3 separate regions of the Homo sapiens genome follow, and all the other regions are linked to region 3. The links are chromatin loops, found by intact Hi-C in ENCODE. Cell type or tissue: heart left ventricle. All regions are shown on one strand. Each heading gives the region's core, and the rest is flanking DNA. Links, peaks and the distances in the headings are about the cores only.

Region 1 (9,757 bases), core at 1,190-9,189, 60 kb after region 3:
CAAGATCGCGCCACTGCACTCCAGCCTGAGTGACAGAGCGAGATTTCGTCTCAATCAAAAAAAAAAAAAATTCCTCTCCACATCCTGTGGGGCCTGTGCCTGCCTCTCCCACCCTTCCCGCACTTGGGTGCATGGCCTCTGCCCCTCCAGGTCCCCGGGCGGTTTTTGCCTCTGGGGCTCTAAGCCCACCTCCTCCGAGGTTGCCGACCTTCCCTGCCGGCCAGCACTGCACAGCTATTGCTTATGCTCCACGCACCATTTGCCCTTTTGGAGGATCATCGTTATTTATTCATTTCTTTCTGGCCTGGCTCCTGCCTCTGTCCCATCATGCAGCCAGATGCACCCCGAAGGCTGCGCCCCCACAGCACCCTTGATGAGGACACGGCCCATGGCAGGTGCTTGGGAAATATGGGTGGACTGGCTGGAAGGAAGGAAGGAAGGAGAGAGGGGACTGGAAATTCTTCCCAGCTCCTTCATTTCCCAGATGGAAGGTGGTTTTCATCAAATGGGAGGTCTGATACAGTAGCCCCAGCCACCCGCGGCTGCTTAAGTTTCAATTAATTGATATTAAATACGTAAAACTAAGAATTAGCTCCTCAGCCACACTGGCTGCATTTTGAGTGCTCAGTAGCTGTGTGTGGCCAGTGGTGCCATATCGAGCACATGGGACATTTCCAGAAAGTTCTACCAGACAGAGTTGCTTTAGACCAAGGAAGGAGAGAGAATTCAGGGCTGTCAGCATTATGAAGGTCCCAGGGCATCTCTTCCAGCCTATGGCCCCTCCCAGGCCAGGGCAGGGTGTGGACAGCAACAGAGACCCCACTGGGGAGCTGGGGTATAGGATGGGTCACAACTCAGGGCTAAGGGTGCGCCCAGAGCTGCCACCAAGAACTGGAGCCATGGGAGGCAGGGCACCTTCGTCCCTGTGCAGGGAGGGGCAGCCTTGGGTGTGGACTTCTGGGAGCAGAGGCCCTGGTTTCCCTAGGGGAGGGGTGGGCCCGGAGCTTCCTGGGAGCCTGCAGCCTCAGGAGGGGCTGAGGCCGGGGGAGTGTGCAGGACTAACGGACACCATGCCTGCCACTTCCTGAGCTGAGGGCAGAGCTGATGGGGGCGGGCTGTCACCTGCATGGTCTTATTCCCAGGCTTGCATCCTACCCCTCTCCCCCATGGAGGAGGTGGGAATGGAGCAACGCCCCCAGCCAATCCCCTGGTTCCCTGGTGCTCCCAAGGGATTCCTGCCAGCTCTGCGGCCCTCAGACTTGAGGCCAGGGGGTGTTGGACACACTGCACCCCTCACAGAGAGAGGAACAACCATCCCCTCCTGCCTGAGCCAGGATTCACCCCCAGACATCCCTCAGAATCCATTTCCATCTTTCCAAAGAGATGCTCCCATGGCCACAACCTTCTTCAAAAAAAAAAAAAAGAAAAAGCCTCAAACCGTCTTTCCCTTAAGGCAGCAGTCCTCAGCCAGGGGTGATGGTGCCCCCCCAAACCCCAGGGAACCAGAGGAGGAACCAGGGAACCACGTGTCAACGTCTGGAGACATTCTTGGTTTTCACAACTGGGGGCTGGTGCTGGCATGGAGTGGGGAGAGGCCAGGCTGCTGCTGGACACCCCACAGTGTGCAGGAGGGGCCCGCAGCAGAGTGATCCTGCTAGAAACGTCCCCGGTGTCGTCCTGGGGCAACACTGTCCCAGTTCCACACCTGGCAGGGCGGCTCTGCGAAATGCCTCCACCCAGAGCCTGGTCTCTATCGGCTCCCTCACCTGGTGGCCTGCGGGGGGTGTCCCAAGGGTTCTCACCAGGAGTTTAGCCAATGTACAGTTTGAGAGAACAGCCCCCACAAGACCACCCTTCCTCAATTCAGACACCAGCTGCAAGTTCTGGGGGTCTCCAAGACCACCCTCAGGTTTGGTGATTTGTGGGAAAGACTCGTAGAACTCACTAAAAGCACCTATGCTCACAGTTATGGTTTATTACAGCAAAGGGATCCAGGCTGAGATCAGGCAAGGACAGGCAGGCGTGGGGGGCAGAGTCCAGGAGGGTCCAGACATGGGGTGTCTGCCGTCCTCCCTGGGAAAGTGGGGATAAGTCCCTCCCAGAGATGACGTGTGACAACACGCATGGGGCATTGCCGCCAGGGATGCTCCCAGACCTTTGGTGTCCCGAGTCTTTGCTGGGGCTCTGTCACACACTGCCTTGGTGGCAGGGCTTTAGTTTCCAGCTCCTCCTGGAGGTTAGGGCTAATCCTTCTGGTCTCCAGTTTCTTCTGGAGGTCCAAGCTGATGTGGCATGACCCAGAGCTCCCACCATAAATCACACTGTCAGACTGTCCAGCAGTCAAAGCCCCCAGGCAAACAGAGACACATACATCAGGCAGGATATTCTGGGAGCCCAGAGACCACCTCCCAGGAGGTGAAGGCAAAGGTTAGCTCTCTCTTTGGATCAAGTTGGTGCTTCACTACCCAGACCTCCCTCCCTCCATTTTAGATCAGAAAACTGAGGCCCAGACCTTAGGAAATCTGAGCAGGCTCTGAGCAGTGGAGGATGTGGGCTCTGAGCCAGTCCCTGCACTCTCCTCTTTTACTCAGGCCCCTCCGCTCCCCAAGTCCCCTGCCTCCCAGAGGTCCACAAGCCCAAGCTGGGGGAAATCTCAGTGCAGCCTCTTGGATCTCTGTGCAAAAATGAAAAAAAAAAAAAAAAAAAAAAAAAAAAGACACGTTTGTGCATAAAATACACACTGTAGAGGAAGGAAAAATGCAGGAAGAGAAGTTTCCAGTAATTCACCCCATGGCAACCACCAGGCCAGCGTGGGACCTGGAGTATTAATCCTCTAAACCTGGGGCCCCTCCCGCTCGGAGGGCTGAGGGCTGCAGGCCTCTGGGGCCTCCCCGCCTCCAGTTCCGCTGCCTTGTTCTCACTCCCAGGCAGCCTCCGTCCCAGCCTCCCATCCCGGCTGAGCATGGTACCCCGCACACACGGTTGCTAAGAAACCGTTGCCAAGAGTCACAACTCAGCTGGCAACGGAAAACACCCCCAGCAGCACCGTTTGCTGGGCCCATTTAGGAAGACATGTTTTCTGGTCCACTCAATGCCTCATCCTCTTTGCAAACATTTCAAACGTTTTCTTTTACATGGCTTCTAGATATCACTTAGCATGCACTCTATATTTAGGAACGGTTATGAAACAAACATATCACCCACAATATCTGCACTGACTATGGCATGAAGCCTGGTACTGGGATCAAGAGGCAGGGAGACACCAGGGAAAAATCCTGCCTCATATCACAGCGAAGCCTGGTGCTCCTGGCTGATTTGGGAGCTTGTCGGTAAGTCTCATCTGGTCAAGTTCGACAACCCCCAGGTGGCAAGCTTTACGCCACAAAGCCCATTGGACTGCAGGAAACAGGAAAGATGGACAGCTCTAGTCCTCGGCCAGAGGCAGAGCTCGTCAGTCAGTCTCATCTGGTCTAATCCCACAACCGCCGAGTGGCAAGCTTTATGCCACAGAGCCCACTGGACTGCAAGAAACAGGAGAGACCGATGGCTCCAGCCCTGGACCAGAGGCTACTATCCCTGTAGTACCTCTGAAAGGCCAATCCTTGTAGCAGCCCTGAAAGGTCCAGATGCAGCCCCTTATTCTGCAGAGGAGGAGTCCAAGGTGGCCCACCCACAGGAGGCAGAGCTGGCCTCTGTTGCTGTAGTGGAGAAATACTGCACCCCAAGCCACATCATGACACTCTTCAGCCCAGAGTGGGCAGCCTGAAGAGGAAAGACTCCATCCCAGCAAGGATGAAGGCTGCGGTTCCCAGGTCCTCCGTCAGCACGTATCTCATTTCCTGGGCACCCAAGACAGGGACCCCGGGAGGCCCTTTGGTTGGCTTTGGCGCAGCCGTGAAGGTCAGATGGGAGCCTGGAGGTGGGGGGCGTGGGGGTGGCATGGTGTTGGGGGACTTTGTCCCTGAAGTGTCTCCTCTCACAGCTCGCTCTAGCACTAAAGGTTCCTGTTTTTGAGGTTTGTGATATTAGAGTTGTTCCCCAAAATTCCGATTTTCCTCCTTCTTGGGCACACACAGGGCTGCAGGTCTCCACCCTCCTGAAGTTAGGTGCGGCCAAGTGAGCCGGCGGCTGCAGGGACGTGTGTCACTCCAGGAAAGATGAAGACCAACTCACCACCCACCACACTGCCCTTGAACCCAGATGTGGCAACTATAAATGGATGATGGTCCAGCTGGTGGGGGCGTCACCCAACCCGGTTCCTAAGTGAGGAGGGCAAAGGACAGCACCCAGCAGACCTGACAGGGCAGTGAGAGTGAGCAGGAAATAAGCCTTTGTTTTTTTAAGCCATGGCAACCTGGAGATTATTTGCTACTGCAGCCTAACCCCGCTGTCCTGACTGTTACAGGTCAGGTGGCTACAGCAGAATAGCCCTTATCCTAAACGCTTGGACTAGAAGTATTCTGGATTGCATATATTTTTGGATTTTGGAATATTTGCATGTACATTTGGTATATCTGCACATATAATCACATATATCCTGGAGATGGGACCCAAGTCTAAATATGAAATTCACGTATGCTTTATACACATAGCCTGAAGGTAATTTTATACAACATTTAAAGAATTTTGTGCATGAAACAGTTTTCATTGTGTTTTGACTGGGACTTACCCCATGAGGTCAGGCTTGGAATTTTATACCTGTGGCATCATGTTGATGCTCAAAAAGTTTGGGGTTTTAGAGCATTTTGGATTTTGGATTTTTAGATGAGCTCAACCTGGATTGGACCTCAAAGGGTGCCCTTATACAAGGTCAACATGCCTAGCAAGGAAGAGAGTTGTTTTTTGTTTTTTTTTGAAACAGAGTCTCGCTCTGTCGCCCAGGCTGGAGTGCAATGGTGTGAGCTTGGCTCACTGAAATAGCGGCCTTCCAGCTTCAAGCGATTCTCCTGCCTCAGCCTCCTGAGTAGCTGGGATTACAGGCGCATGCCACCATGCCCAGCTAATTTTTGTATTTTTAGTAGAGACGGGGTTTCACCATGTTGGCCAGGCTGGTCTCGAACTCCTGACCTCAGGTGATCCACCCGCTTCAGCCTCCCACCATGCCTGGCTGAGAGTTCTTAAAACTGAAGATCTCCCAGGTAAGCCCATCTTTGTGTGGCAGGATCCACAGGTTAGGCTGGGAGGGTCCGGGAGCAGAACGTGGAAGCCAAATTCTGACGGGCGCAGCAGGGGTGGAGGCTGATGGCACCAAAGTCGGGGGCGGAGAGGGCAGTAAACACATGTGCCCCCCTCTGTCCTACCCAGGCCTCGGTTTCCCTGCTCGCAAAGTAAGCATAGTCACTACTAAGCAGTGCCTTAATATATCAAGAGCTCTTTTCCCCGGGGCCTCCTTCAGTCCTTATAGTAGCTCTGAAATGTCCTGCAACAGCTCCCTATTTTGCAGAGGAGGAGCCTAAGGCGGCCCACCCATGGGAGGCAGAGCTGGCCTCGACGCCAGCCCCATGCTCACTCCACACCCAGCATCATGATGCTGCTGTCATCCCCCAACTTCCGGCTTCCCGAGCTCCAGGCAGTGGAGACCCACCATACAGCAGGCTGTTAGCACCGCCTCTGGGTGGTGAGGGGCTGCCGAAGTTTCGGCCCACCTGCCCTCCCCAGGACAGGCTCAAACTGAGTGTCTAGGAAGAGTCTCTTGACTAGGGGAGTGAACAGGTCCCAGAGGATCACAGTACTGCTGTGGGCTCTGGCTGGGTAAATCATCCCAGCTCTGGGGCTCTGGGCTGCAGCGCGGCAAGGCAGTGTGTTCTGCACAAAGACAGGATGTACTTGGGGAGAGGCTGTACCATTGTTGTGAGCGGAAGAGAAATTAATTTTAAGCCTGGAGTTGATTCCAGCCTGGGAGGGAAACGCCAACACTTGGAGAGGGATGGTTTCAGGCATGTGCGCGCCACAGCTCACGTGCTCACTGCAGCCTGAATTCAGTGGGGAAACGCGCCCCGGGCACCCTCCCTCCTCTGTCAGTGTTCCAAGCCACCCCCACATCCCAGCACCGGAAGAGCCTGGCCCCTCCTTCCATCTAGAGAGCCTTGGGTGTGTTCTCCGCTGAGCCACACCCTGTCCCCTGCCCCACCAACTAAAACACACCACCCAGGCTGCTGCCGAAAAGGCTGGGAGAGGGGCAGCGAGCCAGACTGAAACCGCCTCTTTCGAACTCTCTGAAGGGTTTGGTCAGTTCTCTGTCATTTAACCTAGTGCTTGGTGATGAGGACACAGAATAGAGTGTGGCTCTGCTGCTGGCCTCCCGGGTCTCCAGGCCTGATGGAGTGGGACACACGGACGTCCAGCAGGTTCCGGCCTGGCGGGAGAGGGAGGTCTGGATCACAGGCTGCGGGCCACCGTGACCCTGGGGGCCGCATGTGGTGGGAAGGGCAGCGGGATGAGCTGGCAAACACTGGGGACTCCAGCTCCCCTAAGGGCCTCCGAACTGCTGCCACAGCCGCTACTGCTAGGTGCACTCTGACATCAGCTCCAAGCCGGGGAGAGGGGGTGCTGCCGTCAGGAAGGTGCCACCTGGGCCAGAGGCACGGGACACCAGGGAGCACCTGCTGCAGAGCTGGATGATCCTGGTGCCCTCTAATGCCCTGACTCCAATAAGCCTATCTCTGGGCCTCAGTTTCCCCAAGTGTGCAATGAAGGGCCTGGCCATCCAGACCCCCAGCAGATCCGGCCCCCTGACATCCATTCTAGTCCCCTTCCTCACTATGAGGACCCTAATATTGTCTTGGCAGTTAACAGACCCAGCTACAAAACCCCTTTTCTCAGTTTCCCCTGGCTGCTAGGAGTGACCAGGAGACCCCAGGGTGCTTATCAATGAGACAGGAGAGGACATCGTCTGTGGGCTTCCAGAGAGGGGCAGACAGCATGCACACTGCTTTTGCTCCTGGCCCTGGTCCGGGAGATGCACTACCGTGGGCTTTGGCCCCCACTCAGCTTGCCCTATGCTAGAAGGTTCCCTGATGGCAGTGGGGTGAGGTGGGCTGCAGAGCCCACGCTTAGAGCAAGAGAAAGGTCAGCCATCCTGCTGGGCTGGCACTGACCTTGCAGGTGCCCTGAGGCCAGACGGCAGGCAGCAGCGATGCCCCAGGTCCCAGGCCCCAGAAGGCTGGTCAGCCCCCAGGACAGGAACCAGGCCACGGCTGAGGACTGTGAGGGTGGCAGACAGAAGGACAATCAGACCCAGGCTGCCCAGGCAGAGGCGGGGCCAGGAAGAGATCTGCGGACAAAGTGGCATCTCTAGGCCTCTGGAAATTGTGTGTGATTTCAAGCAAAGAGACGGTAGTGGTTGAATTTTGTCCCCCTAAAATCCACGTCTATGTAGAACCTCAGAGTGTGACCTTCTTTGGAAGTAAGGTTGCTGGAGATGCAATCACTTGGGATGAGGTCATCCTGGAATAAGTGGGCCCTAAGTCCACTGGTTGGTGCCCTTATAAGGAGGGAAAATACAGACACACAGAGACATGGCCACGTGCAGATGGAAGCAGAGACTGGGGGATGTGGCCACAAGCCAAAGAACACCTGGACTCCCCAGAAGCTGAAAGAGACAAGGAAGGGTCCTCCCCTAGAGCACTGGAGGGAGAGGGCCCTGCCGACACCTTGACATTGGTCTCTGCCTCCAGAACTGTGAGGGGAGACACTTCTGTTGTTCAAGCCCCAGCTGGTGGCTTTGAACCCTTTGTGAGAGCAGCCCCAGGACACCAGCACAAAGGGTGAGCATGTAGGAGGCCAGTGTGGTGACCTGCGCATCCTGTGGTCCCTCCCTCCGGCGCCCAACGCATCCTCAGGACTAGCCGGGGCCTGGGGACCGGACAGGGAGCAACTGGCAGCAGAGGGTGATGACAGAGCCTGCATTCCGGAATCTGACCCACAAAGGGCTGTGGCATTCATAGGAGAAGCCACGGAAGACCGGCAGGAATGACAGAAGCAGCAGCGAGAGCCCTTCAGAGGACCGCGAAACGCGAACTCCCACCCCAGCAAACCACCAAGGGGAAGAGGCGGGCCCCCATCCAGGAGGCCTTAGGAACAGGAGAGCTGACTTTTCTAAAGCAAATAAGGTCCAGGTTGCCTAAAACAGGGGAGGGTAGCCTAAGGCTCTCCCAGACTCATGACAACTTAGAATTGTACAAGTGGCACATTTAGCTAGAATCTGGGAGGAGCCTGCTGGGGGCCGTGCCATTCTGAGGGTTCCCGGAGTTACACACACACACACACACACACACACACACACACCCACACAACCTCCCTCCCACCTGCCTTCTCCAAATAAAACCATGTCCCTGGTCCTTTTCTCTTGGTATCCACCTTCTCCATCATGGAGGAGGTCTCAGCTCCTAATCCACTCGGCAAAGTCCCAGCGGACAGTGAGTCACTGAGTGCTGGGCCAGGCACAAGCTGAGCTCAGGGCCTCCAAGGCAAGGTGACCCAGAGGGCGCTGGGAATAGGACAGCGTAGGTGCCCCCGCAGTGGGGGATGTGGCTGGGTGTCTGTGAGGATGCTTCCTGCATGACAAGCTGGGGTTATAAGAACACAAAAGCCTGTAGGATGAAGCCTGGCCCAAAGCAGTCGGGGTCCCCTGACCTCCCCGGCCTCTCTCCAGGCAGTGTTCTCCCCAGGGCGCCAGGCTTCCCCAGCTCCAAGTCTGGGCGTCTGAAATCTGCTGTGTAATTGGATCACGCCCGGCCCGTGCTGAGCGCCCATCTGCGCCCGTCTTGGAAAACACAAGTCTCAGAGAAGGAAAGCAGTTGCCACAGGTAATTTTCTATCAAATATATTACATTTCTTGGAATCACACGCAGAAATTAACTAATTAGATTCCCCCTTATTTTTGAAATGCTTTCAGAGGACAATGGAAAGGTTCACTCTGTTCTGGGAAACGCTTCATTTAGACGCTAAACATTAGAATGCGATTTGTCCTTCAATCAGGGAAGAGTGGACTGAGCGGACATTTTTGTTTTTGTTTTTGAGACAGTCTCGCTCTGTCACCCAGGCTGGAGTGCAGTGGCGCGATCTCGGCTCACTGCAAGCTCTGCCTCCCGGGTTCATGCCATTCTCCTGCCTCAGCCTCCCGAGTAGCTGGGACTACAGGTGCCCACCATCACGCCCGGCTAATTTTTTTTTTGTATTTTTAGTAGAGACGGGGTTTTACCGTGTTAGCCAGGATGGTCTCGATCTCCTGACCTCGTGATCCGCCCGCCTCAGCCTCCCAACTGGCGGACTTTTAAGGATGCTATCCACGCTCCCTGCTCCTGGTTCCATCACGGGCCCCGAACAGCTGCAGGTGTGTGAAGGCAGTCTGGGAAACACTTCTGAGTCAGACCCACCTCTCTGGTTCAACCAGAGGCTCCTTTCTCTCCTTGATAACAATCCAAATTGTGATTGTTTTATAGAACCGCCTTTTACAACAGAATCATCTCCCCACATACCATTTTCCCTGATGCTGCCTGACAATCCTTGTCTCCCAGGGATGTGGGCACACAGCCACATGCTGCTCTACCTCCCACCCGCCCTGAGCACTCGGTGGATGCTGGGACTCTGCCGGCCAGCCAACCAGAAAAGGGCGCATGAGGGTACATCCGGGCTGCAGAAGAACATACTAATTGGTTTATTTTTTGAAACAAGGTCATGTTGATCTGGAAGGTAACTCGGGGGAAGAGTAGACAGGACCAGAGGGAGGACAGAGGACAAGGACATCATTCAGCAA
Region 2 (9,757 bases), core at 736-8,735, 190 kb after region 3:
AAAGAAGTACAGACAAAATGGTCAATATCTTTTAATAGACTATACTTCACTTCTTACATTCTTGAAAATACGATGGTTGAAGTAAAAATTATTATATTTTATGATAGTAGTTTCAATATATGTGGGTTTAATACACGTGATAGCTACACCAAAAAAGGGAGAGAATAAAGCGATCTATATGGTGGTAAGGTTTCCATGTTCTACTTGCAGTGGTAAAGCATTAAGTAAACTGGGAAAAGCTACATATGTGTATTGAAATCACAGACTAATTGCTTTAATAAAAAAAAAAGCTATATAATTGTTTTAAAGCCTCCAAAATTAAATTAAAATGGAAAAGTAACAAGTCAAATAATAATCCAAAAATTATCGGGAAAGAAAAATAGAGAATAACGTGCAAAGGAAACAAATAGAAAATAAGAAATAAAATGGTAGATATAAATACTAACACATTAATAATAACATTAAATTTAAATGCTCTAAACACATCAAATAAAATAGATTACCAGATGGAGTTTTATTTTTTTATTTAAAAAGTTGACTTCTTTATTATTTTTTTGTAGAGATGTGATCTCACTTTCTTATCCAGGCTGGTTTTGAACTCCTGGCCTCAAGCAATCCCTCCCCCCTTGGCCTCCCAATCAGATGGACTTTCAGAAAACTAACCAATGACATGCAGTCTATAAGGACTCAAATTTACATATAACAACATAGGGAGGTTAAAAACAAAGGGATAGAAAAAGACATACACACACTAATAAGAAGAAAGCCAGAGTGGCTATATTAATATCAAAGTAGTCTCAAGTGCAAGGAAAATTGCCAGGGATAAATAGGAACATTGAATAATGATTAAAAAAAATCAATTCGGCCGGGCGCGGTGGCTCACGCCTGTAATCCCAGCACTTTGGGAGGCCGAGGCAGACGGATCACAAGGTCAGGAGATCGAGACCACGGTGAAAGCCCGTCTCTACTAAAAATACAAAAAGTTAGCCGGGCGAAGTGGCGGGCGCCTGTAGTCCCAGCTACTCGGGAGGCTGAGGCAGGAGAATGGCGTGAACCCGGGAGGCGGAGCTTGCAGTGAGCCGAAATCGCGCCACTGCACTCCAGCCTGGGTGACAGAGCGAGACTCCGTCTCAAAAAAAAAAAAAAAATCAATTCACCAAGAAGACACGCCAGTCGTGAATAACCTAACCAGTATAATAATACCTAATGCCAGCATAAACCTACAACCTAACATTGGAACTTCAAAATACATGAAGCAGGCCAGGTGCAGTGGCTCACACTTGTAATCTCAGTACCTTGCGGGGCCGAGGCAGGCAGATCACGTGAGGTCAGGAGTTTGAGACCAGCCTGGCTAATATGGTGAAACCCTGTCTATACTAAAAATATAAAATTAGCTGGGTGTGGTGGCAGGTACCTGTAATCCCAGCTACTTGAGAGGCTGAGGCAGGAGAATCGCTTGAACCCAGGAGATGGAGGTTGCAGTGAGCCAAGATCATGCCACTGCACTCCAACCTGGGTAACAGAGTGAGATTCTGTCTCAAAACAAAACAAAACAAACAAACAACAAAACAAACATGAGGCAGAAACCAACAGAACTGTTAAAAAAAAAAAAACAAAAAACAAACAAAAAAAAACAAAATGGACAGCCACACGATGATACTGGAAAATTTCCACATTCCTACGTTCTCAGCAATCAACAACAGAGGACAAGTCAGCAAGGCTATAAACACTTAAAAATACCATCAAAAGGACCGAACTGACATTTAAAGAACACCGCACTCAACAATAACGAGCATAATATACATTCTTTTCAATGTCCACAGAATATTCGCCAAGATAGACCACAGCCTGAGTCAAAAAAATAGAAAAAGAACAAAATCAACTCAAAGCATGGAGAAGGAAGCAAATAACAAAATAAGGACAGCAATCAATAAGCTAAAAGCACAGGGAGAAAGGAGAAAACTTAATGAAGTTCAAAGGTAGTTCTTTCAAAAGATCAATAAAATTGATAAAAATTTTAGTAAGACTGACAAAGAAATAAAGACAGAAGACACAAATTACTAAAAGAGATGATATCACTACAGGGCTGACTTTAAACAGATAATGAGGGAATACTGTGACCAAGTCTAAGATAAATTTGACAATTTAGGTAAAATAAACTAATTCTCTAAAAGTTGCAAACTTCCAGAACTCACCTAGGAAGGAGATAAATTGTCTTACATCTATTAAAGATATTAAGTGTGTGTGTGTGTGTTTGAGACAGAGTCTCACTCAGTCACCCAGGCTGGAGTGCAGTGGTGCAATCTCAGCTCACTCCAAACTCTGCCTCCTGGGTTCAAGTGAGTCTCCTGCCTCAGCCTCCTCAGCAGCTAAGATTACAGGCGTGCACCACCATGCCTGACTAATTTTTGTATTATTAGTAGAGATGGGGTTTCACCACGTTGGCTAGGCTTGTCTTGAACTCCTGACCTCAAGTGATCCACCCACCTCGGCCTCCCGAAGTGCTGGGATTACAGGCGTGAGCCACTACGCCTGACAATTGTGTAGTTTAAAAAGCATCTGAAAAAGACTTCTTGACTCCAGTGATTTCGCTGGTGAATTTTGCCAATCATTTCAAGAAGCAGCAACACCAACTCTACACAATTCCTCCCAGAAAAGAGAAGTGGAGGGAACGCTTCCCAAATTAATTTATAAGGGCAGCATTATTCTGATACACAAACCAGACAAAGACAGCATAAGACATCAATACACCAACATCCCTCAGGAACATAGACACAGATCCTTAAAATATTAGGAAGTCAAATCCAGACATATATTAGTAGAAAGGGAATCATGAGCAAGTGTGCTTTATCCTGGGAGTGCAAGGCTGGTTCAATATTTGAAAAATTTATTGATGTAAGCCACCATATAAACAAACTAATGAAGAAAAACAGATAATCATAGCAACTGGTGCAGAAAAAGCCTTTGAGGAAATTCTACATAGGTGACAGCCTCCCCCCGGTGAGCTCGAGCAGAGCCCAGCCTGGAACTTGTGGCCCATGCCTTCCACATTTGGGTTCTGAGTAGCCTGGCAAAGGCAGCGGTAGGAGGAGGTGGAAATAAAGAGCTTTCTGGCCCCCATGGTCTCTGACATTACTTGAATACCATGGACCCATAAGAGTTAGTGGCGGGGCCTCAGTGGCAGGAGAGGGAGGACAAGGATGAAAAGTCCAGGTGTCTGGGCAATGCTGAACACCTTCCAGACAGCACGTTTCCAAGAAATGCTGACAAAACCGAAGAGCTGGGAAGTGCTGCTTCAAATATCTAGATTTAACACGGCCCCAGATGCAGAGAGACATCGATTACAGGGAGGCACCTGGGTCCCTAAGAAGATACTAATACAGCAATAATAACGGCTATGATTACAAAATAATAAGTAACGATACTAGTAAAAGCAAGATCCCAGAAGTACTTCGAAATGTCCCGCACAATTCCTATGTATGAAAACCCTGTTCATAATCTTTTTTTTTTTTTTCTGAGATGAAGTCTTGCTCTGTTGCCCAGGCTGGAGTGCAGTGGCGTGACCTCGGCTCACTGCAACCTCTGCTTCCCAGGTTCAAGTGATTCTCCTGACTTGGCCTCCCAAGTAACTGGGATTACAGGTGGCCACCACCACACTCAGCTAATTTTTGCATTTGTAGTAGAGACAGGGTTTCACCATGTTGGCCAGGCTGGTCTCGAACTCCTGACCTCAGGTGATCCACCTGCCTCGGCCTCCCAAAGCGCTGGGATTACAGGTGTGAGCCACTGCGCCCAGCGCGCAGGCAGCCTTCTTCCTGTGGGTGTCCACCCTCCAGGGGCTTCCTGCAGAAACTGTGTGCAGGGGTGCACTCCGGCCCCTCATCCCATCCCTGCCCTGTGAGCGTCCAACCTCTTGGCCTCTCTGGTGCCCTGTGGGCACCCGGGCAGAGCCAGTGGCTTTCCAGGCACGTCCCCAGCCCCGGCCCCGGCCTGCAGTGGTGGCAGTGGGACCACAGTGGAGATTCTGGGGACAAGGCCCAGCAGGTTCTCCTGGCAACCGGCCTTTCTCGTGCGGAAGGGACTCACTCCTGGAGGCCGCCCTCGGCTCCGCACCCCGCGGCTGCCATCTAGTGGCCACAAGCAGGGACGCCAGGCAGTGAGTCCGCTCCTACCAGGCGAGCGACAGGCCACAAGAGGGAAGACACCGCGCCAGCAGATTCCTGGAACGCCGCGGCTTCCGGAGGGGCCTCCCAGTGCTGGGGCCATCGTAGGGCCACTTTTGCATCACCCTCCGATTGTTGGAAATACAAGTTTATTTCCATCTTACAGGATGGCTTTCCGTTGCCCAGCTCTTGAATACCCAGCCCTCCCAGCTGTGCCTGTGCAGAAAGCCAAGCCTATGACTTAGCCGCTTCACCGAGCCCCGGACCCCACTGACGTCCTGGGGCCAAAGGCCTCTGTGATCTTGCGGAGATGGCTCTGCTGCTCTGAGCTCGTTTCCTCACTGGCCGCAGCGGGTTCAGGGTGACAGCTGCAGCCCCCGTGCGAGCAGGTGCAGGAGACATCCCCAGCTCCCCCAGAGGCAGGTTCCCAGAGCGAGGCAGAGAACCTTCCAGACTCCAGGCTGGAGGTCTCTCTTCCACCCTCCAGCCAGGGAAAGCTCCCTTCCTGAATGTCCAGGCTCTGATGGGAAAGATCCTTTACCTGAAAACGCTCAAATGCTGGCCTGGGTTCTCTGAGCCTTAGAGGCACATTTTCTGAAACAGGGATAATAAGGGTTCCAGGAGCACTCACTGATCCTGGGGGCTGGCCACGGTGCTGGGCCTAGGGATAGACAGGAGGTGAACCGGAGAAGAGCCCAGGTTAGCAGGTGAAGCCCCCACGCTGCCTGGCACAGAGCACACCCTCTCCCAGAACAGGCATTTGAATCCACCGCCGCCTGCACGCTCCTTCCCTCCAGCTGTGTGGGCAGGGGCTGTGGCTACCTCTCTAACTAGTCTCACAACCCCTGCTGCCCTCTCTGGGGTCCAGGCAGGTTCCATGGCATCATACTGGACCCTGCTTTCTGCCACTAGCAGGGGAAGACGGGGAGGCTTGGAGCTGCTGAGGGCAGGGCCTCGGCTGCACACTCTGGGGCACCAGGCAGCCCCACACCCCTATCATCTCAGTGGCCACGCAGCGTTGAACATATTCTGACATACGGAATTTTGCTTTGTAAGCTGCTTTGTCTTTCTGGGAACGTGTCCTCTAAGCTCACCTTTACACAGATCTGCAGCTTGTCTTATGTAGATCAGCACAGAATGTTACAAAAGAGAACGGATACATAGAGCAGACCCTGGGCTCAGACCCAGGCTCCAAACCTCCTGGGCCAACCACTCCACTTCCCCAGGTCCTTGCGCCCCCGTCTGCAAAATGGAGCACTAGCAGTTTCCATGATATTGGACGTTTGGCAAGGATTATGGAGGGGAGCCGTGTGAAGGTCAAAGGCTGGCAGGTAACAAATGCTTAATAAATGTGACTATTCTTATTTTTATTCCTCCATGCATCCCTTTAGTAGACAAGTATCTACTGAGCCCCTGCCCTGAGCAGGAGAGACAGGAAGCAGGAAGGTTAATAGCAGTGTTAGGAGCTGGACTCCTGGGTTTGAATCCCACCCAGCTTTGCCATTTATGAGCTGGCTGACCTTGAGCAAGGGGCTTACACTCTCTAGCCTCGGTTTCCTTATCTGTAAAAAGGGATAACAACCATATCAACCCATGCAGATAAGAGTGAGCATAGCAGGCCTGTGGCTGCTGCCCTGAGAAAGTCCTGCCCGCAGGGCTGGCCCCTAGCTGGCATCTGGGAGCTGAAATGTCCCCTACATGGAGAGGCCGGGACACCCAGCCCTGCGGCAGCAGCTCCCATGGCGTGTTGAGCCAACACTGTGGTGTATGCAAGCAAAACCCCAGCTTTCCTTCCAGAAGTCGGGAATTGTGGCACGTGCCAGGCTGAGGGTGCCTACGTGACAGGATTCCCAAGGGAGAAATATTTCACACATGTGGCTGCATTTTTTCCTAGTGGGTGGGGAATGTGCTGTGTCCCCTCAAGGAGAGAGGGAGGGGGCTTCAGTCTGCTCATGGATGCCTGCAGACTCCGCCTAAGCTGTGGCACTGTTATAAACCTTAGACAACAGGATGACTCTATATCGAGTCCTGCGAGTCCTTCCAGAGGACCCCAGAATGTGTGGGTGGGGTCCCCCGACACACCATCCCATAGGCCTGCATGAATGTCCCAGGGTTGCTACAACAAATGACCCCAGACCAGGAGGCCTGGACAACAGATGTTCATTCTCTCAGTTCTGGAGGCTGGAAGTCTGAGATCACGGTGTCTGTAGGATGGGCTCCTTCTGGAGGTGAGAGACAGAACTAGATGGATTTCCTAGGCAGACTAAGAATCCCTAAGCCCAGCTGGGAAGGTGACCGCATCCACCTTTAAACACGGGGCTTGCAACTTAGCTGACACCCAACCAATCAGATAGTAAAGAGAGCTCACTAAAATGCTAATTAGGCAAAAACAGGAGGTAAAGAAATAGCCAATCATCTATTGCCTGAAAGCACGGGGGAGGGACAATGATCGGGATGTAAACCCAGGCATTCCAGCCGGCAATGGCTACCCGCTTTGGGTCCCCTCCCGTTGTATGGGAGCTCTGTTTTCACTCTATTAAATCTTGCAACTGCACGCTCTTCTGGTCCGTGTTTGTTACGGCTCGAGGTGAGCTTTCGCTCGCCATCCACCACTGCTGTTCACCGCCATCCCAGACCCGCCGTTGACTTCCACCCCTCCGGATCTGGCAGAGTGTCCCCTGCACTTCCGATCCAGCGAGGCGGCGCCCATTGCTGCTCCCAATTGGGCTAGAGGCTCGCCATTGTTCCTGCGCCAGCTAAGTGCCTGGGGTTGGTCCTAATCGAGCTGAATAGAGCTGTAACACTGACTGCATGGCCCAGGATTCCATTCCTTGGAATCTGTGAGGCCAAGAACCCCAGGTCAAGGAACAAGAGGCTTGCCACCATCTTGCAAGTGGCCCGCCATCATCTTGGGAGCTCTAAGAACAAGGATCCCCAGTTAACAGAGGCTCTGAGGAAGAATCTGCCCCAAGCCTCTCTCCCAGCCTCTGGGGCTGCTGGCACCCCTCAGCAGTCCCTGGCTTGTGGCCGTATCCCTCCAACTTCTGCCTCCATCTTCACATGTGAGAACTAAAAATAAAATCCTAAGCCCCCGACTGACTGGAACAAGGGGACACCACAGAAGCCTTAAAAACTGAGTTCTGGCCGGGCGCGGTGGCTCACGCCTGTAATCCCAGCACTTTGGGAGGCTGAGGCAGGCGGATCACGAGGTCAAGAGATCAAGACCTTCCTGGCCAACATGGTGAAACTCTGTCTCCACTAAAAATACAAAAATTAGCCAGGCGTGGTGGTGTGTGCCTGTAGTCCCAGCTACTCAGGAGGCCAAGACAGAGAACTGCTTGAACCTGGGAGGCAGAGGTTGCAGTGAGCAGTGAGCCGAGATCACGCCACTGCACTCCAGCCTGGGCAACAGAACAAGACTCCATCACAAAACCAAACCAAACCAAACCAAAACAAAACAAAAAAACTGAGTTCTGGCCGGGCACAGTGGCTCACACCTGTAATCCCAGCATTTTGGGAGGCTGAGGCAGGCAAATCACTTGAGGTCAGGAGTTGAAGAGCAGCCTGGCCAAACCCCGTCACTAGTAAAAATACAAAAATTAGCCGGGCGTGGTGGCAGGTGCCTGTAATTTCAGCTACTTGGGAGGCTGAGGCAGAGTTGCTAGAACCCGGGAGGCGGAGGTTGCAGTGAGCCCAGATCGCACCACTGCACTCCAGCCTGGGCTACAGAGCAAGACTCCATCTCAAAAACAAAAAACAAAAAAGCAAAACTGAGTTCCAACCATGATGGGACAGGAGGTTGGGCACGTCTTGTTATGCTGCTCCCTGTTGAGGTTTAGCCACAACTGGCCGGCGTTAACACTAAAGGAGAGATTGTGAGACTGATAGAATGGGCTCCTGGTGGCAATAAGAGACTGGATTGTAAGCAAGACCTAAGACTGTGTGAGGCAAGGGTGAAGTCATGCACCCCACACTTAAATAAACGAGTTCTGGCTGTCATAGTGCTTTTCTCTTCCTCTAGCAGCCAGCAAGCCCCGGCCTTGGGATGGACAACATTAAAACCATTGCAGCTCCACCAGATGCTGATAACAGACCCCATGCCAGCAGCCATAACTATAACTGTGATTGGATAAGAGGCTGATTTCAGTAGCTTTCTCTTGATAAGAAACCACTGGCCAAAGACTGAGGCATGGGACGGATTCTACCTCGGAGCTTCCAGAAGGAACCCACCCTGCAGACACCTTGATTTCAGACTTCCAGCCTCCAGAACTATGAGAGACCGGCTCTGCCGGTTTACAGAGGCTGCTCACTGAGCGGCTTTACGTTCCTGCTTCACCTTTTGACATACAGAGCCTGACTGTAATGCCTTTAAATGTGAAGCCTCCACCCCAGGTGAACATGGGACGCATGTAACACGCATGTGTGCTCAGTGCACATGTCAGGACCTGCTTTGTGAATATTCACAGCTCCTCCTGTAACCTGCTGAGTATGCTTAACCTGCCATAACCTTAGCCAATGCATTCAGCATAAAGCCCCGTTCCACCCTCACCTCCTCGAAGCGCCTGCCTCTGGTTTTGGCTAGAGGCCCAATTCCCAGCTCACAGGTTGTAACCCTTTATAATAGTCTCCCTTCTAAATTTATAAATCGTGCAATTCTTGGGCTGACATGTGACTTTCTGCTCCCCACGTTTGTTCCTCCTCTCTTCTAAGGTCACCTGCCATTGGATTTGGAGGCCATCGTAATCTAAGATCTCATCTCAAGATCCTTAACTACATTTGCAAAGATGCTTTTATTTTCCAAATAAGGTCTGACTCATAGCACCTGGAAGTTAGGACGCATACTGGTCATGGGTGGGGCCAGCATTCAGCCTGACAGGACCCTTGAGGGGACTCGATGAATCCCTACCCTACAGTGCTGTGGGAGTGTGCAGCACAGGGAGCGGCTCGGGAAGGCCCCATGGTGGCTGCTCCCCTGAGCATTGCACACCTGTCCCTGCCTAGGCAGTGGCCTGGAGGCTTCCAGCTGAAGGCAGTTGCTGAGGCTGCAGGTACCCCAGGAGCAAATGAAGGGATTAACCTGGAGGGTGGTAGTCAGTGTAGGAAGGCTCCCGGGAGGAGTGACCTGTGGGGCAGAGGCTGGAGGATGAGAAGAGCCAGCAGGAGGCGGGTCCAGAGCCATGTTTGCAGGGCTTCAATGCAGGGAGGTGATGGTCCCCTGGAGGATGTGCTCAGGGAGCTGCAATGCCCAGGGGCAGTGGTGGAGGTGCCGGCTTTCCAGGCTGCAGGTCGGGTGGGAGAGGCCCCACTGGGAGGAGAGCGTGGGACCCTCCTCTATCAGTGTGCTGGGTCTCTGGATAAATGAGACAAAGTCGTCTGCTGTGGACTGAATGGTGTCTCCTCCCCACAAATTCAAATGTTGAAACCCAAACCTCTAACAGGATGGTATCTGGTGATGGGGCCTTTGGGAGGTGACTGGGGTGAGATAAGGTCATGATGGTGGGGCCCCTATGATGGGATTTGTGCCCTTACTAGGAGAGATAAGAGAGTCCCAGTCTTTTTCTCCCTTGGCCACACGGGGGCATAGCGAGGAGGTG
Region 3 (9,757 bases), core at 1,190-9,189:
AAACAAAACAAATTTTACATATATAGCCATGCAGCTAAGTCCTTCCTTCCTTGGTGTATTTCCATCTGTGGTCACTTTTTTTTTTTTTTTTGAGATGGAGTTTTGCTTTTGTTGCCCAGGCTAGAGTGCAATGGTGTGATCTTGGCTCACCGCAACCTCCGCCTCCTGGATTCAAGTGATTCTCCTGCCTCAGCCTCCTGAGTAGTTGGCATTACAGGTGCATGCCACCACACCTGGCTAATTTTGTATTTTTAGTAGAGATGGGGTTTCTCCATGTTGGCCAGGCTGGTCTTGAACTCCCGACCCCAGGCACTGTCTTTTTATCTGAAAGACAACCTTTCATATTCTTTATAGTGTACCTGCTGGTGATGAATGATTAAACCTTTTGTATTTTTCAAAAGTATTTTACCTTTGTTGAAATAATTCTGTTTGAATTATGTTGAAATAACTCTGTTGAATAATTCTGTTTTTTCTTCTCTTTCAATACTGTAAAGGTATTTGTCCACGATCTGCTCACTGGCATTGCTTCTGACACTATGCCTGCTGTCATCTTTCTCTTTCGTCTTCATGTGTCACGTGTCCTTTTATCCCCATGTGGCTGCTTTTAACATATTTGTCCTTATCTCTAATTTGGAGCAATTTGAATCCTATGTGCCTGGGTGTGTTTTTGTTTCTTTTTCTCTCATGTGTCTTGTGCTTGGAGTCTATTGAGCTGCTTGGGTGTGTGAGTTCATTGTTTACTTCAAATTTGGAAAAAGTTCCCTCATTATTTCTTCAAATATTTTTCTTTTCTTTTCTTTTTTTTTTTTTTTGAGATGGAGTCTCACCCTGTTGCCCAGGCTGGAGTGCAGTGGTGCGATCTCAGCTCATTGCAACCTCCGCCTCCTGGGTTCAAGAGATTCTCCTGACTCAGTCTCCCAAATAGCTGGGATTACAGGCACCCACCACCATGCCCAGCCAACTTTTCATATTTTTAGTAGAGATGGGGTTTCACCGTGTTGGCCAGGCTGGTCTCGAACTCCTGACCTCAACTGATCTGCCCGCCTCAGCCTCCCAAAGTGCTGGGATTACAGGCATGAGCCACCGCACCCAGCCTTCAAGTATTTTTTCTCCCCTCCCCCTACAATCGCCCCCTCTTCAGGGACTCTACTTACATGTATATTGGGCTGTTGGAAGCTATCTTGCAGCTCACTGACTGATGTTCTTTTAAAAAGAATTCTTTTTTTTTCTCTGTGTTTCACTCAGGATAGTTTCTATTGAGACTTCTCTGAGTTCACTATTACTTTATAACATTTAATCTACCCTCGATCTCATCCTGTGTATCCGTCATCTCAGACACTGTGGTTTTCATCACTGGAAGTTTGATTTGGGTTAAAATGTAAAGAACTGCTTTATGCTAAAATATATACAACAAAATTTATCATATTAACCATTTAAAAATGGACATTCCAGTGGGCTTTCAAAATATCTTCTGTGTCTACATTTAACTTTTTGGACATATGGAATACAGTTTTAATGATTCTTTTAATATCCTTGTCTGCTAACTCTAACATCGGTGTTAATCCCCAGTCAATTTTGATAATGGATTTTTCTCTTCCTTACGGGCTGTATTTTCCTGCTTCTTTGCAAGACTGGGAATTTCTGAATGGATGCCAGACATCATGAATTGTACTTGTTGGGGGCGCTGGGTAGTTCTGTATCCTGGTCTTGAGCTTTGTTCTGGGTGTAGTTAAGTCACCTGGAAGCAGTTTCATCCATCCATCCATCCATCCATCCATCCATCCATTTATTTATTTTTGAGATGAAGTCTTGCTCTGCTGCCAAGGCTGGAGTGCAGTGGTGCGATCTCGGCTCACCGCAACCTCCGCCTCCCAGGTTCAAGCAATTCTTCCTGCCTCAGCCTCCCGAATAGCTGGGATTACAGGCGCGTGCCACCATGCCCGGCTAATTTTTGTATTTTTGTAGTAGAGATGGGATTTCACCATGTTAGCCAGGTTGGTCTTGAACTACTGACCTTGTGATCCACCCACCTCGGCCTCCGAAAGCACTGGGATTACAGGCGTGAGCCACCACGCCTGGCCTCAATGTCTTCAATGTGGATGTTCTTCCAGTCTCTGCCTGAGTTCCCTCTCCCTGCCCCACAGCCTGGAAACGCTCAGTGCAAGAAGCTGGGGCAAGTATAGGGCTCATCCCATCTGTTTCTCATGCTTTAGTGATCACTATCATTTATTACCTGGTGTCTGGTTGTAAAACCTATTACTTTATATATTTTATCTTTTCTTTCAGTTGTTTCATGAGGAAAGGTAAATCCAGTTTCTGTTTCTCCATCTTGGCCACAAGTAGAAGTTGGAGCAGAAGTAGGCATTATTATTATTATTTTTTTTAATTTTCAAGTTCCTTTTCTAATGGAAAATCGCAAACATAAAGCAATGTAAAGAGTAATACTGTATTAGTCTGTTTTCACGCTGCCGATAAAGATATACCTAAGACTGGGTAATTTATGTAGAAAAAAAGGTTTAATGGACTCATAGTTCCACATGGCTGGGGAGGCCTCACAATCATGGCAGAAGGGAAAGGGCATGTTCTACATGGCAGCAGGCAAGAGAGAATGGGAGCCAAGAGAAAGGGGTTTCCCCTTATAAAATCATCAGATCTCATGAGACTTGTTCACTACTATGAGAACAGTATGGGGGAGAATGACCCCATGATTCAGTTATCTCCCACTGGGTCCCTCCCACAACACATGGGAATCATGGGAGCTACAATTCAAGATGAGATTTGGGTGGGGACAAAGCCAAGCCATATCAAATACCATGATGAGCTCCATGGTCTACCCTGAAGCTTCTGCCATCGTCCATCTCATCGCATTATTTTTAATAAGACAAAGACCACACTTCCCTGACTTTACACCACCTCACTTCTCAGGGATGCTGTTAAGAGTTGACCCCAAATGGGAGTGGAAAAGTGACACTGCACCCTCGCAGGACAGGGATACTCCCCTCATCAAATCCAGGGCTGGGACCACAGTCCCCAGTCCCCAGGCTCATTCGCAGAAGCATGGCTCCCACTGTCTGAACCGCAACATGGTTGCCAAGACTTTCCACTCTGAGTCCTTCTGAAGTTTGCAGTCACAATTGACAAGATATGGGTGACATTGATCCTGAAAAGGAAGAAATTCTGGTGTTTCTAAGAGTGAAATTTACCCCACCCTGCCCTTCCCCTCCCGTGTTTGATGGTGAGTGTGCCCCGAGCAGCTATCCTGGCTTGCACAGATACTACCAGAGCAGACAAGGGTGATTAACAAGTAATTCATTTAGTCTCCATCATAACCACTTAGCAATCCATTTCCTCTCTATTTCCTGTTCAGAGACCTTTGGATATGCCAATCTGAATAATTGATTGGAGCAGAAAAGCCTCATGCCTTTGAAGTCCCTCATTAATTACCTGGACAGGAAGAAGGAAGAATCTCTACTCAGCCACAAAGCGGCTAAACACGATCAAAGAAACCATACCCGGCTTTGATGGTTCCCTCCGTTAGCCAGAGGCACCATTTCCCCTCGAGGCTGGAGGAATGCTTCTGGAACCCTCTGAGCTGCTGCTGAATGCCACCACCATTGTTATCGGGTGGTGCCACCATCTACTCTAAGTTAAACACACCGGGCTATGATTGATGGAGAGGTGTCTGCAGAGCATCTGTTATGAAGCTGTGATTGGCTAAATTGTGTCCCTCTTAACTCCTATGCTGAAGACCTAACCTCCGGTACTCAAGGGTGTGACTCTATATGGAGACAGGGCCTGTAGAGAGGTAATTAAGTTAAAAGGACATCATGAGGATGAGCCTTAATCCCGGCTGACTGGTGTCCTTATAAGAGCTGGAGATGAGGCCGGGCGTGGTGGCTCATGCCTATAATCCTAGCACTTTGGGAGGCCGAGGTGGGTGGATCACGAGGTCAGGAGTTTGAGACCAGCCTGGCCAAAATGGTGAAATCCCGTCTCTACTGAAAATACAAAAATTAGCCGGGTGTGGTGGCGGGTGCCTATAATCCCAGATACTCGGGAGGCTGAGGCAGGAGAATTGCTTGAACCCAGGAAGTGGAGGTTGCAGTGAGCCAAGGTCGCACTACTGCACTCCAGCCTGGGTGACAGAGCAAGACTCTTGTCTCACAAAAGAAAAAAAAAAAAAGAACTGGAGATGAGGACACAGACACACATAGACAGACGACTACGGGAGGACCCAGGGAGAAGGCAGCGCCTACAAGCCATGGAAGGAAGACCCAGACCCTGAGACACCTTGATCTTGGACTTCTGGACTCCAGAACTGTGAGAGTCAACGTCTACTGTCCCAGCCACCCTGTCTGTGGTGCTTTGCTGGGGCAGCCCGAACTAAGACAGATGCCACACCCTGGAATAGCTGCAGGGCTGGGAGGGAAGCTGCAGACACCCTATGTATTTGTCCAACCCAAACACGTCAAATGGACTGAGCTATTCAAACCAAAACTCAGCGAGGAGACGGGCAACAAAAGAGTTAATGGGGAGACAGGATGTGAAATGGGTCTGGGCCATCAGCTGATGGCCAGTACTGGAGGCTGGGTGCAAAACTGCCGTGAGGCCAGCAGCGGGGTGGTGGAGTCTGGCTCCGATCCTGCCTGCAATGGATCCAGTGAAAGGGTCAGGGCAAAGCTTCCAACAAGGATAACCTAGAAAGCAGGCCCGCAGGCAGCTGTAGCTGCAGCCTCTTCCGCGAGACTTAAGCTGAGGAGGCTGGAGCCAGGGATCCTTCGAGGGGCGGCGCCGTCTCCAGCACCAGGAAGAATCTTCACTTCCTCTTCGAAACCGCCCTGGAAGTGAGCTTAGGGACAGAGCTCAGGCAAGGCAGTGCCTCACTCGGTGGGTGAAGCCTCCTTGCCTCTCTCACAGCTCCCTGAAAGCTCCTTGCAGAGAACTTCTCTGTTTAATAACCTCGGAAAAGCATTAAAAGCGAGTCTGAAGAACTCATTTAATGGATTCTTGGAGGCGGCTGCAATCCTCGGAGCTCCGTGAAGCTGGGGAACTTATTCTTGGTGGAGCCTCCAGCTGGAGAGAAACTGTTTGAATTTCCCCAAAGCCAATTCGAGTTGTTGTTCCTTCTGGGAGGATACATCTCCCAGCACCTCCCCTCTCCCATGTGGGCAGCGGATTCCTGCCCCCCCCGCCCACTTCCTCCCGGCCGGGAGCTGTTCTTTTCAGCAAAGCCACGAGTAGCAGGCAGGGGCGCCCCAGGCCAGGCATGGTCCGTCTGGAAGAAGCCAGGTTCAGGGAGCAATTCTGCAAGATAAACCACCCTCTGGAGGGTGTGGCTCCAAGACTTTGATTCTTTGAGCCACCATGGCTAGACAGCCCCCTCCTTCCTTTCTGACAGAGGACTTGAGCCCTTGGCACCGCAACCCAGCTGTTTATAGATGGCTGAGAAGCCTGCCTGTGTCCAGCAAGAGTGCAGCTGTGTGGCCAGTGGACTCAGCATCCACGTCCGAGGGACTGCTCACGTTCTCTGAAGATGTTCAAGGCTGCCCATGTGCCCTTTCCCCGTTTTCAGGCATGCAGCATGCAGGCCCCACTCCTGCCGCTGGACTTACAGTGAACGGAGCCAGGAAAGCGAATCTGCCTTGACTTGTCCTGGATTCTGCAGGAAGGCCCCACCTGAACCACCTCAGTCCCACAGAGAGGGGGATCCTCTGTCCTCTCAGGGCCAATCGGACTGAGGACAGTCCCAAACCCCCGGGCCATCCCGAGCCTAAGTGTGTAGTGACCCCAGGGGAGGCTGGTGGCTAAGCCATGCCGCTGGGGTCCTGGGGGGTCAGGCTCGGGAGCGTCTGGGGTGATCCTGCTCATGCGCCTCATGGACGCATCTTGCCCCGGTTTCCAGGTGCGGTGGAGCGGGGAGCTCCGGGGCTGGCAGAGTGAGCAGGGCCTGGGTCCTGAGGGAGAAGGCGGCTCGTAGGCTGCTGTGCTGGGCAGAGGGTGGATGGCGGGGTTGACCAACGATGAGGCCCCAGGAAGAGAGGCATGGGTGGCGCTGCCGGCCGCTTCCCCATCTTACCTCTGCTGGTGCCGCAGCCCTCTCCTTTCTGTGGCCCCTCCCCACGTGGAGGATACCGAGGAGGTTAGGACAGCCCTCGGGCTCAGGAGTGCCCAGTGACCCAGTCCTGGCCAATCAGGGGTTCCCGTTTCCCAGGCCACAGTGATTGGTTGAGGGATGGTCATCCAGGCCAATCAGAATCCTGCCTGGGTTTTTCCTCTACATCTACTGGGGAAGATGCTCTCCTGTCCCTGGGGGGCTGTGATGCTGGCAGATGTGTGAGCACGGAGGGGGTTCCTCAGCCCGGGAAAAGGCTGAGGCCGGCACAAAGAAGCAAGGGCAGGAGGTCAGTACGAGGAGACGGGGACGACGGTACAGAGCAAGACAGAGACACTCACCGAGACAGAGACACAGAGACATAGAGAGAGAGAGAGAAGGGAGTGAGAGACAGAGACAGGCCCCCAGCACCATTGTGGACTCCTGCCTCCAGCTGTTGAGTCTCCCCCTGCACATTATTCACCTATGAAACTTGAGCTGTTCGGTTGGGCCTCATAAGCTGTCGCTACCTGACTGTTTTTTGACCTATAAAAATGGCAGCTTCACAAGGCTTGACCGAATGACAAGAGGGAACTTCTGTGGCTTGCCGCCGAGAGTCCTGGAGAAAGTAGGTTTGGCTGGCGGCCACGCCGACCCGCAGGAGTCCTGCCCCTTTGAAGCCCTTCCCTCTTTTAGATCTGCCGGGTTTACAAGGGGCCCAGGTCGCTCCCGTTCTTGATGATTAATTTTCTAAAACTGGTATTTCTAATTCCTGATGGTAGAACTTCAGGCCCCAGCGCCTCCCTAGGGTGCACGCGTGGGTGCCCCTGACCCAGGATGGATACTGTCTGGCTCTCTTTAGGAGCTGTGGTCAAAGGTACCCCTGCTTGCTGCAGGACCAGGACCGGGGTCCCACTGCCAGGCTCCCCAGGGAGGCCTTGCCCTGAAAGGGGCCCTGGGCAGCCCGAGCTGTGAACTCCTCCTTTGGACAGGGCTAGCTCCTCACCTGCTCTGCTGCAGGCCCGGGTCTGCCTCCACAGCTGCGGCCTCCAGTGGTGTGTGTGGGCTGCAGCTTCAGACAGGGTCACCCTCCAGGATCACTGCAGCCCAGCTGGCTCCATGAGAGGGAGTGCCAAGGGGCTGGAGGATGTGGGTGTACTGGAGTGGGGAGTGGGGAGTGGGGAATGGGGTGTCATAGACCGAGGCCCTCTGGGAATCAATGCCCACTCACACCCGGGGCCCACACCCACCAGGGCCTCACACTGAGCTCCCTGTGGAGCTATGGGTGCAGTTCCAGGGACATACACTGCTTGTCACCCAACTGGAAATATGGGTGGGGCTCTGAGAGTGGACAGTTTCATAAATCTTGTAGTTATCTTGTGCATAACATAACTATGCTGCATCTTGGGGGTCAAAGCACTCCTGTGCGGTGGTGTTCATGGGTGTTAGCATTTCTTTCTTCTGAAGCAATCCAGGAGGCTCAGAAAACCACAGCAGCTGGGTCCTGGAGGCGGATTCTAGGGAATGACTCTCCCTGGCTTCCCCCAAGGCCTCTCTGACCCTGTCCAGCCTCTCCCCCACTCCCTGGAGGTCAGGAGTGTCCACTCTGGGGTCAAGGCTGGGCTCTGCATCTGCACCCGTGTTTGTGACTCTCCATTGCCCTGCAGAAGATGGCATTTAATCCTCCCCGCTGCGGGCCAAGGACAGTGTTGTGAGCATGAAGTAAGCATCAAATACCTTGTGGGTATTCACCTTAGAGGCTGAGTGACTTCCGGTGATCCACAGCCCGAAAATGGAAGGGCAGAGAATCAACGCCAGGCTCTCGGCTAGGCCACTGGGCCCAGCCAGGCCTTCTGCAGAGAAAGGGCATGGCAGCAGGTCCTGGATACTTGGATACCATCGTGCTACTTTTTCTTTGAAATAAAATGTTCATTTTCCAGTATAAAAGTCTAGATGCTACCCCCACCATGTGCCCCACCCCAGCAATAGCTGGCTGAGCTGGAGTGGTCCCCTGACCCCACAGGCTAATACAGTGGCCTTGGGTCTAGGGAGGAGAGGTGAGCTGAGCCTAGCAAATTCTGTCCTTGGGGCAGAACCAGGGGATCCAGGTGTCTGTGCAGGGAGCTCAGTTGGAGGCCCCTACAGGCAAGGGCTGAGGTCGATACTGGAGGAGTCGGCAAAGGAGGGTGGTGCGTGCAGGGAGAAGTGATGAACCCTGAGGAGAGGGAGGGGTGCGGCATCAGGGGGCCCCAAGGAGGAGTGGAGACGAGGGGAGAGGGAACTGGAAAGCGAGAGAGGAGGAGGAGGGGTAGGGCTGGGTGCTGTGGGCTGAATGTCCATGTCTCTGCAACATTCCTGGGTTGGACCCTAACCTCCAATGGCATGGTGTTGGGGGTGAGGCCTCTGGGAGGAGACTGAGCCCTTGTGATGGGATCGGTAGCCTTATAAAAGGGACCCCAGAGAGCTCGCTTCCACTTTCTCCCTCTGCCACTTGAGCACAGCGTGAGAAGGCGGCCATCTCCACACCAGGGACAGGCCCTCGCCAGAATCCGGCCCTGCCGGCATCCTATTCTCAGGCTTCAGCCTCCAGAACTGGGAGAAAATCAACCCCTGTTGGGTTTTGAGACGGAGTCTCACTCTGTCGCCCAGGCTGGAGTGCAGTGGCACGATCTCGGCTCACTGCAACGTCCACCTCCCAGGTTCAAGGGATTCTCCTGCCTCAGCCTCCTGAGTAGCTGGGATTACAGGTCCCCACCACCATACCCGGCTAATTTTTGCATTTTTAGTAGAGATGGGGTTTTGCCATGTTGGCCAGGCTGGTCTTGAACTCCTGACCTCAAGTGATCCTCCTGTCTCGGCCTCCCAAAGTGCTCGAATTACAGCCGTGAGCCACCATGCCTGGTCACCCCTGCTGTTTTGAAGCCCCTCCATCTAGGGTATTTTGCCCTAGTGGATTTAGCTGACTCAGACAGAAGGGAAGGGAAGGAAACTAAGGGAGGAGAGAGAAGAGGGAAACAAGGAGAGAAAGCCCCTCTGTTCCCCACAACATTCCACTTCCGGCTTCACAGAAGACACAGGGATGGTTGGCAAGAATAAGAAAAGAGGCCCAACATCAGGGGTCTCCAGGGAAATGTGAGCTAAAGTCACAATGAGACGCCACCTCACACTGTTCCAAATGAAAAAGACGGCACACACCAAGTGCCGGCGAGGCCCAGGAGAGGCTGACCCGCCACACGTGGCTGGCAGGGATGCAAGATGGTGAGGCTGCTTTGGAAGACCGCTTGGCCGTCTCTCAAACTTACACATCCATCTATCACGTGACCCAGGCTTTCCTCTTCTGAGTATCCAAGAGAAATGAAGGCACCTAACTACCCCAAGTCTAGTGCATGGACATTCACAGCAACTTTATGCGTGGTAGGTCGGAGTGGCTGCAACCAAACGCCCATCGATCGTGACTGGTCACCAAATTGTGGGCCATCGACATGATGACGGCCCATCACTCGGCAACGCGAAGGAACGGACTGCCGGAACACACACGCCTCAGAATAATCACACTGCCTGAGAGGAACCAACCCAAAAAATAGCTTCAGTCGCGTGACTCCATTTTATGTGATGTTCTAGAGGGTGCAGGCTGCTGTGATGTGACGGAGCTGGGCGGTCACTGCA

Evidence for each region. A loop is a pair of places that touch in the nucleus more often than their neighbours do. Peaks named below come from ENCODE experiments on the same cell type or tissue, not always from the same donor. Only the 100,000 strongest peaks of a DNase experiment are listed, where the experiment ranks them.
Region 1: it touches region 3 in a loop (17-fold over the local background); 3 of 110 quality-filtered maps call a loop at or near these places.
Region 2: a loop joins it to region 3, with 3 times the contacts of the local background. A loop is called at or near these places in 6 of 110 quality-filtered maps.

Annotation. Positions count from the first base shown.
Region 1 is chr11:70,623,124-70,632,880 of GRCh38, forward strand. The region is part of intron 17 of SHANK2 (SH3 and multiple ankyrin repeat domains 2); the gene reads right to left. SHANK2-AS1 (SHANK2 antisense RNA 1) reads left to right here and starts at 3,441. Exons shown (of 3, transcript NR_174950.1): 1 at 3,441-3,900; 2 at 8,654-8,807. In heart left ventricle, for the core only: no CTCF peak of the experiment used is centred there; DNase peaks (open chromatin) are centred at 5,770 and 5,977; H3K27ac peaks cover 1,096 bases; H3K27me3 peaks cover 810 bases.
Region 2 is chr11:70,751,574-70,761,330 of GRCh38, forward strand. The region is part of intron 14 of SHANK2 (SH3 and multiple ankyrin repeat domains 2); the gene reads right to left. Among named protein-coding and RNA genes, the nearest start is that of SHANK2-AS3, 110 kb to the right of the region's middle. RefSeq lists an enhancer at 4,373-4,422. In heart left ventricle, for the core only: a CTCF peak has its summit at 4,128 (motif pointing left); a DNase peak (open chromatin) is centred at 4,108; H3K27me3 peaks cover 1,759 bases.
Region 3 is chr11:70,563,465-70,573,221 of GRCh38, forward strand. The region is part of intron 17 of SHANK2 (SH3 and multiple ankyrin repeat domains 2); the gene reads right to left. Among named protein-coding and RNA genes, the nearest start is that of SHANK2-AS1, 58 kb to the right of the region's middle. In heart left ventricle, for the core only: a CTCF peak has its summit at 5,244; DNase peaks (open chromatin) are centred at 4,787 and 5,237; H3K4me3 peaks cover 1,315 bases; H3K27ac peaks cover 1,449 bases; H3K27me3 peaks cover 430 bases.